Regions from separate parts of the Homo sapiens genome. Here region 1 is linked to region 2. The links are chromatin loops, found by intact Hi-C in ENCODE. Cell type or tissue: endothelial cell of umbilical vein. All regions are shown on one strand.

What was found. Hi-C counts contacts between places; a loop is a spot of excess contacts. Peaks named below come from ENCODE experiments on the same cell type or tissue, not always from the same donor. Only the 100,000 strongest peaks of a DNase experiment are listed, where the experiment ranks them.
Region 1: a loop joins it to region 2, with 6 times the contacts of the local background. A loop is called at or near these places in 1 of 110 quality-filtered maps.

What each region holds. Positions count from the first base shown.
Region 1 is chr19:50,597,620-50,605,619 of GRCh38, reverse strand. SNAR-F (small NF90 (ILF3) associated RNA F) reads right to left here and starts at 657; the gene lies at 535-657. RefSeq lists a cis regulatory region at 2,474-2,641. In endothelial cell of umbilical vein, no CTCF peak of the experiment used is centred here; no DNase peak of the experiment used is centred here; H3K27ac peaks cover 644 bases.
Region 2 is chr19:50,919,073-50,927,072 of GRCh38, reverse strand. It overlaps PPIAP59 (peptidylprolyl isomerase A pseudogene 59), which reads left to right. Exons shown (of 1, transcript XM_047439804.1): 1 at 1-206. Among named protein-coding and RNA genes, the nearest start is that of PPIAP59, 4.5 kb to the left of the region's middle. In endothelial cell of umbilical vein, a CTCF peak has its summit at 4,620 (motif pointing right); a DNase peak (open chromatin) is centred at 4,652.

The DNA.
Region 1 (8,000 bases), 320 kb after region 2:
AGTCCGAGGCAAAGGGGAGAGGACCAGAGAGAGAAGACAGTGAATCTGCTGGGAGCGAACTAGAGAGGGGACGAAGACAAAGATCCCGGGGGCCAGGACAGAGATCAGGGAGTCTAAGAAAGACGCGAGAGACGGCCGAGCGCGAGGGCACACCCCTGTAATCCCAGCACTTTGGGAGGCCAAGGGGCGAGATCTCTTGAGGCCAGCAGTTCGAGACCAGCCTCGCCAACATGGTGAAACTCCGTCTCTACTAAAAATACCAAAATTGGCCAGGCACGGTGGCGTGGGCCTGTAATCCCAGCTACTCGGGAGGCTGAGACAGGAGACTCGCTTGAACCCAGGAGGCGGAGGTTGCAGTGAGCCAAGATCACACCACTGCACTCCAGCCTGGGCTACAGAGCGAGGCTCAGTCTCCCAAAAAAAAAAAAAAAAAAAAAAAGATACATTGAAGTAATTTAAAAACACTTAGGAAGATGTCATTTCTTCCTATCAAGGCGTCCTCCCTTTATGTTTTGTTGTTATATAGGGAACGATAAAAAAAATTTTTTTTTTCCTACCAATGTGGACCAAGTTGGCCTCGAACTCTGTACCCTCACACCCTCGCCTCCCTGAGGGCCCGAGGGCCGGCGCAATCGGCCGGAGCCACAATGGCTCCGGCTGTCGGGGCTCTCCTTTCTTCCCTTTGATCTTACGCAGGGTGATGGAGCCAATCACGAGAGGCTCACCCCTGACGTCACCCAGTCCCCAGAGCCAGTGAGGGCCCTGCGTTCCATGGCGCCCCCTGGAGGGAGGAAGGGGAACTGTATCTGAGAGAGAGCAGCCAATTGGGTCCGCTGACTCCGGCCGGGTTCCCGTGCCACGTCCAACACCCCTCACTCCCCAACGGAGACTCAATTTACTTTCCTTGTCCACATCCCCAGTGCTTGCGGAAGATATCCCGCTAAGAGAGAGACATGCCAAAGGTAGGGTAGATCCACATTTCCAGGCATCCAGTTATGTACAAGCCTTGACCCACCAGGCATCCGATCAGAGTAATGGATCCAACGAACGGCAGCAGGTATCCAATCAGGTAGGACAGGGTTGCCAGGATGACACGAGTCTCTCCATAGGGCTCCCAGGGTCAGTGAGCTCTAGCGCTGAGCGCCCCCTGGCGCTGGGAAAGGCGCGGCCGTCTACTCCAGCAAGCGCGCGCTGGTCGAAGGCAGCCAGTAAGGCAGGGACAAGCCCCTGCGACGTCACTAGTCGCCAGCCGGCCGCCGCGGCCTGCGAGCTCGCGCGTGAGTTCGTGTGAGCTCCCGCCAGCCCGCGGACCCGCCGCGCACACCTGTTCCAGAGTGGCGATTGGGCCCTAGGCGCTGATGCTTCCGACTCTTTTTATTTTTTATCCTGAAGGGAAAGATAAAGGGCGGGAAAGGGCGTCAGGCGAGGCGAGGCGAGAGGCTCGAGGTTCGAAGGAGATGGTCAGACTGACTGATGGACCTCAGGGCGACCCCTCTGCCCCAGGACAGGCCTAGAAGAGCATGTGACCCCCTAGGAAACACCCAGAGACTGAGCGGAGGAAACAGCTCCCAGGGGCAGAGCTCCCAGCAGGCGCAAACCCAGAGGAGCAGAGGACGATTCGGAGAAGGAAGGAAAGACGCTGGGAAGGAGCCAGGGATGACAGGAAGAGAAGGAGCGGGGAAGGGCCCTGAGGCGAGGGAGGCAGGGCCTCCGACCAGGAGCGACCAGAGGGGATGTGACAGAGACGGAAGTGACAGAAAAAGACTCCACGGTCACAGGTGGAGCGGCCGACGGCACAGGGGACTGAGGCAGGGGATGGGGATGGCGACAGGACTGTGAGAAGACAGCAGCGAGGACAGTGCAGCAGTGGGATCAACAGCGACGAAGAGGATACAGTCCGAGGCAAAGGGGAGAGGACCAGAGAGAGAAGACAGTGAATCTGCTGGGAGCGAACTAGAGAGGGGACGAAGACAAAGATCCCGGGGGCCAGGACAGAGATCAGGGAGTCTAAGAAAGACGCGAGAGACGGCCGAGCGCGAGGGCACACCCCTGTAATCCCAGCACTTTGGGAGGCCAAGGCGGGAGGATCACTTGATGCCGGAAGTTCAGGACCATCCTGGCCAACACGGTGAAACCCCGTCTCTACTAAAAATACAAAAATTAGGCGGGTCTGGTGGCGGCGCCTGTAGTGCCTGCTACTGGAGAGTTCCAGCTACTGGAGAGGCTGAGGCAGGAGAATCGCTTGAACTCGGGAGGCAAAGGTTGCAGTTTACCAAGATTGTGTCACTGCACTCCAGCCTGGGCGACAGGGTGAGACTACGTCAAAAAAACACAAAGCAACAACAACAAAAGAAAAAAAAAAAAAGAAAAAGTGAGAGAAAGAGAGAAGAAGGAGAGGGAGAGGAGAGGGAGAAGGGGAAGGAGAAGGAGAAGGAGAGGGGAAGAAGAGGAAGGAGGAAGATGGGAGAGATACCAAGGGGACAGTAATAGAAACAGGGAGGACTGTGACAGAAGGGACAGAGACTAAGGGACAGTGATAGGGGAGAAAGAGATAAGGGGATGTGGCCGACACAGAGAAGGTGACAGCCATAGAGACAGAGAAGACAGAGACCCAAAGGCTATAAAGATATAGTGGACAGTGTTAGACACATGGCAGAGATAACAGAAGTGATACGGGGACAAGTGACAAATATGGAGATGGTGCCAGAGACAAAATCTGAGGCAACAGCGAGTGAGGCAAAGAGAACAAACTCAGATGGATGGGGCAGAGATAATGGTGTCAATATCAGAGATTCAGGAAGCAATAGTAGATTAAGAGTGCACAGAGGGCACAGAGAGCTGGTGGCAAATAGCAAAGACAGGCCGGGCACGGTGGCTCATGAATGTAATCCCAGCACTTTGGGAGGCAGAGGTGGGCAGATCACTTGAGGTCAGGAGTTCAAGACCAGCCCGGCCAACGTGGCAAAAGCCTGTCTCTACAAAAAAACATATAAAAGTTCACTGGGCATGGTGTTGTGCGCCTGTGGTCTCAGCCATTTGGGAGGCTGAGGCAGGAGGATCACTTGGGCCAGGGAGGTCAAGGCTGCAGTGAGCTATGTTGATGCCACTGTCCTCCAACCTGGGCAACAAAAGGAGACCGTGTCCCTACAAAAATGTTTAAAATTAGCCAGGCATGGTGATAGTGACACACATCTGTGGTCCTAGCTACCTGGGAGGCTGAGGTGGGAGGATCACTAGAGCCTGAGAGTTGGAGGCTGCAGTGCGTGGTGTTCGCACCACTGCACTCCAGCCTCGTCTGGGCAACAGAGTGAGACTCTGTCAAAAAGAAAGAAAAGAAAAGAGAATAGCAAAGAGAGAAGTGGAACAGAAGCTGACGGGACAGAGACGGAGATAGAAGGTAGAACTCAGAGAAAGAGGCTCCAACAGAAATAGAGGAGACAGAAGCCAAGCAAGGGACAGAGATGGAGGATTCAGAGTGAGAGGAGACAGAGCCAGGGGGAATGGCAACAGAATGCACAGACTCTGAGTGGAGGGCAGTTGTGGTGACACTACCAGGATGAACATAACAGAGTTCATTCAATGAGAGAGAGTGGTGAAGATATAAAGGCAGAGAGCGTGACGTCAGACAGAAGGGATGGTAACATAAAAAGGGGGTGATAGAGAAAAGTCATGAGGCAAGACGCGGGGGTAGATGGAAGATGGCTTGTCAGACATCCTGCAGCTAGAGATTAGGGGTGCGGGCAAAGTCAGAAACCATTAGAATTGTATCTTATGGGGGAGGAGAGTGACGGGAAGTACATGATCAAGACCCACTAGAGAAAGATAAGGACACAGAGACTGAGTCACAGAGATGAATAGAGAGAAAGGGCAAAGAAAGGAAATGAGAGGGTCAGAGCTGTCTGAGACTTGGTAAAGGGTGACGACAACAGACAAAAGCAAAGATAGGCGAACTGAGCAAAGACCCAGAGAGAGTGACGGGAACCCACAAACCCGTCGGTAGCTGAGACCTGCCACTCAGCTCAGTACCTAAACCTGGGAAGTACTGAAAGCCAAGAACACTTGAGGTTCCTTCTGCCAGTTTGGTTAAGTTGTGACCTTGATTTGGAATTGTGATTTGAAAGATCTTGACACTGAATCCCCCAGTCCTCTTTCTTTGGCCCACAGTAGCCATGGCACAAAGCACTAAGCAAAATCATTCTTTTTTCATTCATTCATTCAACAACTATTGAGTATTCACTATTTTCCAGGCATTATTGTGGGTGCCAGGGAGACGACAGCAGCAAACAAAGTACATGCACCCACGCAGCTTTCAGCCTAGTTGGTGGACAAATAAATATATAATGTCAAGTAGTGTTAAATGCTAAGAAGAGAAATTAAGCAAAGATGAGAGGACAGAGTAATTGAGGTTGCTGATAATGGCAGGCTAGGTTATTCAGACCAACATTCCCACTAAAAGCAACTAAAAATGCTGGATGCGTTTTTTTAAATCTTGAAGGCATTGGCCTGGCACAGTGGCCTGTACTTGTAGTCCCAGCTACCTAGGAGGCTGAGGCAGGAGGACCCCTTGAGGCCAGGAGTTTGAGGCTGTAGTGCACAATGAATATGCTCGTGAATAGCCACTGCATTCCAGCATGGGTAATATAGCAAGACCCTATCTCTAAAAGAATTTCTGTAACTTAAAAAAAAACCACCGAAGGCTCACAGGATTTATCAGGCTGTAACTGATGGAAAATTGGGAACTCAGAGAAGTAATCAGAGTACTTCTACCCTAAGGGAATTTTATAACCCTGGCAAATTTAAACTTTTATTTGGATGGCTTCTTAGATGGAAGGAAAACAAAAAAAAGCTAGGGCCCAAGCAAGGTGGGGAGTCCACATTGAGCTGAGAAAGCAATGGCTATGCCCTCAGGGTAAGGGGGAACTAGAAGTAAATTGGCCCTGGTTTGTTACTTGGCAGCCTATTCCATGGGTGGTCCAAAAGACCTCAAGTTGTGGACTTAAAGTCCCCAAGTGGAAGTATTTTTAAACTCTTGATGACAACACACAGATAATTCTCTCTGGTGAAAATAATCTTCATTAAAGGCCTCAAATTACTCCTGTAAACATATTTTTTTTTTCCCAAGGAACGTGAGCAGCACGCAGGTATAACCAAGAACACAAAGTACCAGGAGCAAGAACTAGCAGAAATAAGAGACACTGTAAACAGACCCACTAATCCTTGTGATTTTAGAACTATCAGAGGGACATAAAACAGTGTGGTTTGTTCATATAAAATATAAGATTGCCATTGTTTTGCAATGGCAAGGGACCGAGAAACTATAAAAAATTATCTAGGTACTTTGAAAATGACAAAAACTCTAAAAGAGGATTAAAAGTAAAAGCAACAGCTGAGTAGAGACATAGTGAATTGGAACATAGATCAACAGAAGTTATCCACAATTCACCATAAGAGACAAAGCAGGAAACATGTAAAAGAGGTTAAGTGGCATGGAGTGTAGATAAGACAGAGAGTCTTATCTATATTCTGAGTCCCAAAAGAGGGGATAAAGAGAATATGGCAGAAAGAATATTTAAGAAAATAATGGCGGATTTTTCAAATTTTCCAAAATTGAGGAGAGAATCTAATTCAAAGATTCAAGAAGCCTAATGAATCATAAGTATAAAGAAATCTACACTTAGAAACATCATTGTATTAATATGCGTGGAGTCCTGACAAAATAAGTAAGCAAAAAGGAAGGGGTCCCAGGTTGGGGAAAACAATTGTTCTGAGAGATGACTAATCACAGACAACAGGCTGGCACAACATCCTGCTCCCAAATACCTCACTCCGCATGTAACCTCAGCAGCATAAACTCATCCCTCTAGCCCCTGCCTCTTTGCAAACAGCCGCTTCTTTGCTGTGCAGCCCATTGCAACCTTGCAATGTATCTTCATACTTTCTCCAATAAATCTGCTTTTCTTTAGCTATGACTGTCTCGGTAAATTCCTTTAATGACCGCGACACCGGCCCCAGCAGTCGCACCCGCGGCAGTATGTTTGCAGAACACTAAAGGCAAAGAGATCTCATCAGCAGCTAGAGAAAAAAGACAGATGTCCTTTAAAAGATCAATAGTTGGAGGGCCAGGTGTGGTGTCTCACATCAGTTATCCCAGCACTCTGGGAAGCCTCTGTGGCAGGAGGATTGCTTAAGGCCAGGAGTTTGAGACCAGCCTAGGCAACATAGCAAGACTGTCTCTACAAAAATTTTTTTAAAAACTTAGCCAGGCATGGTGGCACAGCCTGTAGTCCCAGCTACTCACTTAGGAGGCTGAGGCAGGAGAATCATTTGAGCCCAAGAGGTTGCGGCTGCAGTGAGCCATGACTGCACCACTGCATCCTAGCCTTGGCAATAGAGTGAGACCTTGTCTTAAAAAAGAAATTCACTGCGAGTTGTTATACAACCTCTTACTGCTAAATTGGACTGGCTTTTAAAAAAATAAATAATTTGCATAACAACTGACATTGTTACATCAGTAACAATGGAATCTAGAATAAGATCAACGTGCTGATAGAAAATAACTGTCAATTTAATATCCAGTAAAATATATATATAATATATATATTTAATATCCAGTAAAATACATATAATATATAAAATATATATTATATATTTTATATATTATATATATTATATTATATATAAAATATATAATATAATATATAATATATATAATATTATAATATATAATATAGAGAGAGAGAGAGAGAGAGATGGAGTCTTACTCTGTCACCCAGGCTGAAGTGCAATGGCATGATCCCAGCTCACTGCAACCTCTGCCTCCCGGGTTCAAGCAGTTCTCCTGCCTCAGCCTCCTGAGTAGCTGGGACTACAGGCACGCGCCACCACACCCAGCTAATTTTTGTATTTTTAGTAGAGACAGGTTTTCACCATGTTGGCCAGGCTGGTCTTCAACTCCTGAGCTCAAGCGATGCACCAGCCTCGGCCTCCCAAAATCCTAGAATTACAGGCATGAGTCACCATGCCCAGCCAGTGAAAATATATTTCAAGAATGATGTCGACATGTTCCAATTGTTCTATACAAACATAGATACGTATGCATGCTGTTTGATAGCATTTTACCCACAGTAGAATTTGTTTTAAAATTGGAGTCAGTCCTCTCAAACCATGCCATTGCTTTATCAACTAAGTTTATGTAATATTCTAAATCTTTTGTTTGTCATTTCAACAATGTTCACAGCATCTTTACCGGGAGTAGACTCCATCTCAAGAAACCACTTTCTTGGCCGGCACAGTGGCTCATGTCTGTAACCCCAGCACTTTGGGAGGCCGAGGCAGGCAGATCACGAGGTCAGGAGTTCGACACCTGCCTGACCAACCTGGTGAAACCCCTTCTCTACTAAAAATACAAAAATTAGCAGGGTGGTGTGCTCCTGTAATCCCAGCTAGTCAGGAGGCTGAGGCAAGAGAATCGATTGAACCTGGGAGGCAGAAGTTGTAGTGAGCCAAGATCACACCACTGCACTCCAGCCTGGGTGACAGAGCAAGACTCCATCTTAGAGAAAAAAAAAAAAAGAAACCACTTTCTTTCCTCATCCATAAGGAGCAACTCCTCATGTGTACAAATTTTATTATGAGATTGCCACAATTCAGTCAATTCAGTAGTAGAATCTTCAGGTTCTACTTCAAATTCCAGTTCCCTTGCTATTTCCACCACATCTGCTGTGACTTCTTCCACTGAGGTCTTGAACTTCTCTCAAAGTCATCATGACAGCTGGAATCAACTTCTTCCAAACTCCTGTTAACGTTGATTTTGGACCCCCTCCCATGAATCACAAATGTTCTTAATGGCATCTAGAATGGTGAATCCTTTCCAGAAGGTTTCCAATGGGCTTTGACGAGATCCATCAGAGGAATCACTATCTATGGCAGCCATGCCCTTATGAAGTGTATTGCTGAAATAATAAGACCTGAAAATTAAAATTACTTCTTGATCCATGGGC
Region 2 (8,000 bases):
ACTTGTATTTTATCTTAACGACCAGACCATTCCTTCTGTAGCTTGGGAGAGAACCCCTTCACCCCACTTGCTTGCAGTATCCTAGAATCTTTGTGCTCTCACTGCAGTTCCCTTTGGGTTCCATGTTTTCCTTGTTCCCTTCCATGCCTAGCTGGATTGCAGAGTTAAGTTTATGATTATGAAATAAAAACTAAATAACAAAAAACTACAATAAATTCAATAAAAATAAATAAGATGAAAACGCCAAGATGTTGCACACTTCGTGGGGCACCTCGAACTCTCATACCTGGTTGAAGGGAGTGTCAAATGGTTCAACCGCTTCGGGAAAAAGTCTAGCAGTTTCTGATAATAAAAACCCCAGCCTGGGCCAGGTGCAGTGGCTCACGCCTGTAATCCCAGCACTTTGGGAGGCCAAGGTGGGCAGATCACTTGAGGCCAGGAGTTCGAGACCAGCCTGGCCAACATGGTGAAACCCTGTCTCTAACAAAAATGCAAAAATTAGCCAGGTATGGTGGTGGGAGACTGTAATTCCAGCTACTGGGGAGGCTGAGGCAGAACAATCACTTGAACCCCGGAGGTGAAGGTTGCAGTGAGCCGAGATCACAAAACTGCACTCCAGCCTGAGCGAAGGAGCAAGACTCTGTCTCAAAAAACAAAAATGAAAAAACACCCCATGATCTCACCAACCAGAGGAAACCAATGTTGACATTTGTGTGCGTGCGCGCGTGCGTGTGTGTGTATGTGTGTGCTGGACAGAGACAGGATAGCAGAGCAGCTAGGCACACAGTCTTCCGAGCCAAAATACAAGAATAATAGTACAAATGCAAGAATAATAGTACAACTTCACGGGGTTGTTTCAAGGATAATGGATTACTCAGCAAAGCTTTGGATTTGGATTTGGGTTTCAAGAAAAACTGTCGAGAAACCACTCTACCAAAACACCCCTGCAAGGCAGTAGACCAAGATGAGTGAAATTGTTCATCTTCACAATTAGGAGCTTGTCCTGAGTTTTTGTAGCTTTTTGAAACAGTGCACCTTAAGAAATAAGCCAGGTCTGCATCATCTATCTCCACTGATAACAATGAAGGGAGTCATCACTAGTTCTCACACTTAGTCACTGTTGTATAACTTACGCAACTGACTCAATGATGTTTCACAAAGTTTGTGACCAACTCAAAGGTGGTCTTTTGTTTTGTTTTGTTTTGCTTTTGTAGATAAAGTTTTATTGGAACACAGCCATGCTTATTCATGTATGTATTGAGTATGAGTTGTTCGATGAAGCAGAGTTGACTGGTTGATAACAGAAACCATATAGTCCACAGAACTTAAAATATCTTTAAAATTGCAATTTAAAAATATTTCCCTTATTTTATTTTATTTTTTATTTTATTTTATTTTATTTTTTGAGATGGAGCCTTGCTCTGTTGCCCAGGCTGGAGTACAGTGGCATGATCTCGGCTCACTGCAAACTCCACCTCCCGGGTTCAAGCGATTCTCCTGCCTCAGCCTCCTGAGTAGCTGGGATGACAGGTGTGCGCCACCACGCCCGGCTAATTTTTGTATTTTTAGTAGAGACGGGGTTTCACCATGTTGGCCAGGCTGGTCTCGAACTCCTGACCTCAGATGATCTGCCCACCTCGGCCTCCCAAAGTGCTGGGATTACAGGCATGAGCCACCACGCCCAGCCTGAAAATTTCTTTATGGTGATGAAGTAGTTCTGTATCCCAACTGTGGTGATGGTTACCTTTATCTATAGAGCTATAAGAACTAGATACATGAAAAGAGAGACAGAGAGAAACAGAGACAAACAGATGGTGGGGATGGGGTGGAGAGAGAGACAGAGAGAGAGATGTAAAAAATGATGAAATCCAAATAAGGTCTCTATGTGAGTTAACAGCATGGTATCAACGATGTTTTCCTAGTTTTGACAGTGTACTATCCTTATAAAAAATGTTACCATTGGGAGAATCTGGATGAAGGGTACATGGGCATTATTGCACTAGTTTGCAATTTTTGTGAGTTTTGAACTGTTTCAAAATAAAATGTCATAATAAAAATGTGTCTGGCATATCGGAAGTGCTCAGTAAAAAATATTGTCGTCCTCCTAGATCTCTCTGATTGCATTTTCCCTTCGACTTTATTTGCTGTATTGCCAGTGTCTATTTTCTGGCCAGCTCTAATCATTGCAGAATGAGCAATGAGATCCCTTTAGGAAAAAAAAAAAAGTTCCTCCCACTGAGTTCTCGCAGGCTGAAAGACTCTCTAGCAGAAAGCTTGACAGCCATATGTGTAATTATGAATCATCTGTAATTTTCACACCAGCTATTGTTTTATAACTTGTGTAATTATCCAAACAGTGTTTCACAAACCTTGACACTAACCAGGCATTACAGGTCTTCAATTCTGATAACAAGAAAGAGAATTCACCAAGTGGTCTAAGCTCCGGGAGACACGTTTCTTGGTGCGAAACCCAGCCTGGTGGCTAAAGGCAAGAGAAAAAAAAATAAAAACACATCTTTGTATGCATCTGTCCCTGTGCCACAAAATCCTGGAAGATGATCCAAAAAAACATATTCTAGTTTTTGTGTTTTGAAGAGGGATGAAGACAGGACAGGTTGGGGAACAAAGTTAGGTGGAGGTTTATCACTCTGTATTTTTTATAAACATATTTTTTTACCATGTAAAAATATTTTCTTCTTTTTTTTTTTTTTTCTGAGATGGAGTCTCACTTTGTCACCCAGGCTGGAGTCCAGTGGCGCGATCTCAGCTCACTGCAACCTCCGCCTCGTAGGTTCAAGCGATTCTCCTGCCTCAGCCTCCCAAGTAGCTGGGATTACAGGCACGCATCACTATGTCTAGCTAACTTTTGCATTTTTAGTAGAGACAGGGTTTCGCCATGTTGGCCAGGCTGGTTTTGAACTCCTGGCCTCAAGTGATCCACCCACCTTGGCCTCCCAAAATGCTGGGATTACAGGCATGAGCCATAGTGCCTGGCCGAAAATATTTTCTATTCAAAAAATTAAATAGAAATGATGTTACACACACACACTTGTGCCAGAGTCCCTGTGTCCAAACCTGGCTGCTCCTTACTGTGTGACCTTGGAAAATGACTTAAAAAATTTTTTTAATAGAGAAAGGGTCTCACTATATTGCCCAGGCTGGCCTCGAACTCCTGGACTAAAGCAATCCTCCCTCCTCGCCTCCCAGGATTAAAGGTGGGATTAAAGGTGTGAACCATGGCACCTTGACTTAGAAAATAACTTTAATCTCCCTTTGCCTCAGTTTCTTCCTATTTATAGTGGCGATAGAAACAGTAGCAACTTCCTAGGGTGGCTGGGAATATAAACAAGTTCATTCCTGCAAATCCCTTAAGACTATGGTACAGCACACACACTTAGCATGTGTTACCAATTAGCGGCAGTGTTCTCCCACTTCAGTAAGTGTGGAACCAAACAAAGATTTGCTTTCTTCTCACCTTTCCCCAATCTAACAAATCTAGCCAGTGAGAATTTTGCGGAGAAAAGCTGATTTCCTTTTCAAATGGGGAAAGAAATCAATTCAGAAATTGATTGTTTGCAGACAACAGAGTGGCAGGTGAGAGCGCTGGGGATCTGCACTTTTTTTTTTTTTTTTTTTTTTTGAGATGGAGTTTTACTCTTGTTGCCCAGGCTGGAGTGCAGTGGCACCATCTCAGCTCACCGCAACCTCTGCCTCCCGGGTTCAAGCAATTCTCCTGCCTCAGCCTCCGGAGTAGCTGGGATTACAGGCATGCAGCACGACGCCTGGATAATTTTGTATTTTTAGTAGAGACAGGGTTTCTCCATGTTGGTCAGGCTGGTCTCAAACTCCCAACCTCAGGTGATCCGCCCACCTCTGCCTCCCAAAGTGCTGGGATTACAGGTATGAGCCACCATGCCCGGCCCTGCACCATTTTTTTTTTAAGACAGGCTTATGATTTTATCCTATAATATTAAGTACAACAACTCAAGTTAAAGAATCTGCTGGGTGCAGTGACTCACCTGTAATCCCAGCACTTGGGAGGCCGAGGTGGGAGGACGGTTTGAGGCCTGGAGTTGAAGACCAGCCTGGGCAACGTAGTGAGACCCTGTCTCTATTTTTAAAAAATGACTATAGCCACTCAATTATGTGAGAAGTTAATTATTATTATTATCTGCATGGTTGTTATTTGACTATATGGGTGCACAGCGGAGCGGGAGATGGCGAAGGGCAACCAAGGTCACCATGTGACTTCATTGTATTCATAGCAATAATTGGAGATACCATTTGCCGGGCTCTTGTGTGTCCAACGTGTTGTGTGGACGTCCCCATTGAAACTTCACATAAACCCATGCGATGTCGCTATCCTCAGCTGAGGAAAGCCGACCATGAGGCCAGACACTCAGCCCTCGCCTGATGTCACGCTTGAACCCCTCCCTTTACATCTGAGAGACCCAAAGTCAGGACCATGACTTGGTGTCCCCAGGTGGAAAGCTCTGGTGGCGGCCAGCCCTGCTTCCTGCCACCTCTGCTCCCGTTTCTGGATCCTGAGCCGGATGCTGCGGCCCAGGGTGACTGGCGCAAGAGAACCCTGGGCCCACAACCTTTAGTCCTCCCCGAGTATGTCTCTCCGGCTCCACTAGGTGGCAGTATTGCACAGTTGTAGGCGCACTTGCTCCGAGCTTGGGGAGTGCCCAGCCCAGCGCTCTCACCTGCCCGCTGTTTTCTGCAAACAACCCGGGAGCTTCTCTGTGACTCTTTGTTTAAATCTATAAAGTGAGGGTGATAATAGTTCCCACCTCATGGAGATTAAATGAGTTCACATTTACAAAGAGCCTAGAATAATGCCTGGCACAAGATAAAGTACGTTACAAGAGTAGCTATGATGATGATGTTCATGGTCAGGGTGATGGATGACTCCTTTTGTGGTGTTGTTTCGTTATTTGTGACTTTCTTTCCCTCTGATCTCTTTATATCCATGTCTCTGTGTGTCCATGCTTTTTTCTCCACCGAGGTCACAAACTCAGCCACCTCCTGGGGCCAGGCAGGAAGTATAAATGAGGGAAGCTGACTGTGTGTGGGCCAAGGAAAACCACAGGGTGCCCCCGGGGTGGCCACTCAGCACCTGCTGATGCTGGATTATGGCCACGTGGGAATGCAGGCGTGATATTGACTGATACCGTGGCCTTTTCAAGAGAAACTTGCAATCTCTTGACCTTTTAATGCTCGTGATCCATTCAAACAAACAAACAAGCAAACAAAAAAGTCCAGACTCTACGAGACAGGCCAGATGTGTCTGCAGCCTGCATGTTGTTCAAGAGCCCTCTGTGGGTGGCCCGGGTAGAGATCCTAAGAAATTGCAATGAATTTCACTCCATAACCAGAGGAGCCAGGAAGCAGTTCATGAAAGTTTCCTTTTATGAAACAGAAACGATAAGGCTTTCTCCTCTCCTTTCAGAAAAAAACCATGGCTTTCCCCTTTAAGAAGGAAATCTGCTTTTAATCAGCAATTTGGCAGCTGAATTTGTCAAGCTAGGAGAATGAAATCCAGACTCAGTTTTGAAATGAGTTCGTGAAAGAAAAATAAATCTTGGGGCCCCCAAAATTACTAAGCTAAAGGGAAAAGTCCAGCTGGGCACTGCTTAGAGCCCACCAGACTCCCATTCTATTCAAACCCACCCTCTACTCACTGAGATAAATGCATATCTGGCCGGGGTGCGGTGGCTCACGCCTGTAATCCCAGCACTTCGGGAGGCTGAGGCGGGCAGATCACAAGATCAGGAGATTGAGACCATCCTGGCTGACATGGTGAAACCCTGTCTCTATTAAAAATACAAAAAAATTAGCTAGGCTTAGTGGCGGGCACCTGTAGTCCCAGCTACTCGGGAGGCTGAGGCAGGAGAATCACTTGAACCTGGGAGGTGGAGGTTGCAGTGAGCCAAGATCACGCCACTGCAATCCAGGCTGGGCAACAGAGCAAGACTCCATCTCAAATAATAATAATAATAATAATAATAATAATAATAATAAATAAATAAATGCACAGCTGATTGCCTTCTTTGGAGAGGCTAATCAGAAACTCAGAAGAATGCAACCGTTTGTCTCTTATCTACCTTTGACCCGGAAGCCCCCTCCCCGCTCGAGTTGTCCCACCTTTCCAGACCAAACCAATGTTCATTTTATATATGTTGATTGATGTCTCATGCCTTCCTAAAATGTACGAAACCAAACTGTGCTCTGCTGACCTTGGGCACACATCGTCAGGACCTCCTGAGGCTGTGTCACGGGCACACGTCATCAACCTTGGCAAAATAAACTTTCTGAAAAATCTGAGACCTGTCTCAGATTTTCAGGATTCACAACTTGTACGGACTGTATTCTCTCGCTCCTTGAGTTCATGGTGAGCTCAAGGTGGAGACAATAAGAATCTTCCAAAGTGTTGCTGAGATGTTTAATCTATTTGGAACTACAAACGAATCCCCTATGCTTGGGTTTGCATCATGTTTTGTTAAATATCATTTCAGATATTTGCAGAATAATATTAACAATGACAATGAAAGCTAACGCTTATGAAGCACTTCCTTTGCGCCTGGCAGAGTTCTAACTGCCTTGTATGTACTAATTCATTTAATCCTTCTAACATTCTATGAGACAACTACTGTAACTATCCCCATTTCACGGATAAGGAATCGAGGCACAGAGAAAGTACGATTTGCCTAAGGTTGCCCGGCTAGTGAATGGCAGAGCAGAGATTTGAACTATGACAAGTGTGTATTCCAGAGTCCGTCTCTTAATCAGTGTAAAACGCAATGCCAATTTCAAAACGGTTTCTGTTACTGTAAATCACTTGTTCATAAGAGCATGAATTTTTCTGTCCTTGGAACATTTGTCCTCAGTGAATGGTTTTGTTTTGCTTTGTTTTGTTTTGTTGAGACAGTCTCGCTCTGTCGCCCAGGCTGGAGTGCAGTGGCACGATCTCGGCTCACTGCAAGCTCTGCCTCCCGGGTTTACGCCATTCTCCTGCCTCAGCCTCCTGAGTAGCTGGGACTACAGGTGCCCACCACCAAGCCTGGCTAATTTTTTGTATTTTTGATAGAGACGGGGTTTCACTGTGTCAGCCAGGCTGGTCTCGATCTCCTGACCTCATGATCTGCCCACTTTGGCCTCCCAAAGTGCTGGGATTACAGGCGTGAGCCACCGCACCAGGCCAGTCCTCAGTGAATGTTTACTGATCAACTACTATGTGCCAGGCATCGTCCCTGGCATTGGGGATACAATGGTGACCCTGACAGGGTCATGTTTTGTTCCTCATGGAGCTTATGGTCTAGCAGAGGCAGGCACAATAAACGAGCAAATCACTGAATATGCCGCGATTTTTGAGTACACAGAATAATACCCCCTCTCCAAAGATGTCCATGTCCCAATCCCCAGACCCCGTGCATATGTGACCTCACGTGGCAGAACAGACTTTGCAGATGGATTAAGTGGATGATCTGGAGATGAGGAGATTATCCTGGATTACCCGAGGGGGCTCCAGGTGATCACAAAGATCACCTTGATCACCCATAAGAGGGAGACAGAAGAGTCAGTCAGAGAAGGAGGGTGAGTACATGAAGCGGAGGTCAGGATGATGCAGGCGACTGTTGGCTTTGAAGATGGAGGATGCGGCCACCAGCCAAGGTAGGCAGGTGACATCTTAAAGCTGGAAACAAGGGTGAAACAGAGCCTCCTCTGAAGCCTCCAGAAGGAATCAGTTCTACTGACACTTTGACTTTAGCCCACTTTAGACACTTTGGACTTATGACCTCTGGAATTGTAAGAGAATGCATCTCTTTTGTTTTAAGCCACTAAGCGTGTGGTAGTTACTCCGGCAGCAATGGGAAATGAAATGAATACAGACTTACATACTTGATAACAATAAAATCAGGGTAAAGAGATGGAGCCATTCTAGACAGGTGGTCAGGAGGGAACATTTAAGAAGAAACCTGGACCAGGTGCAGTGC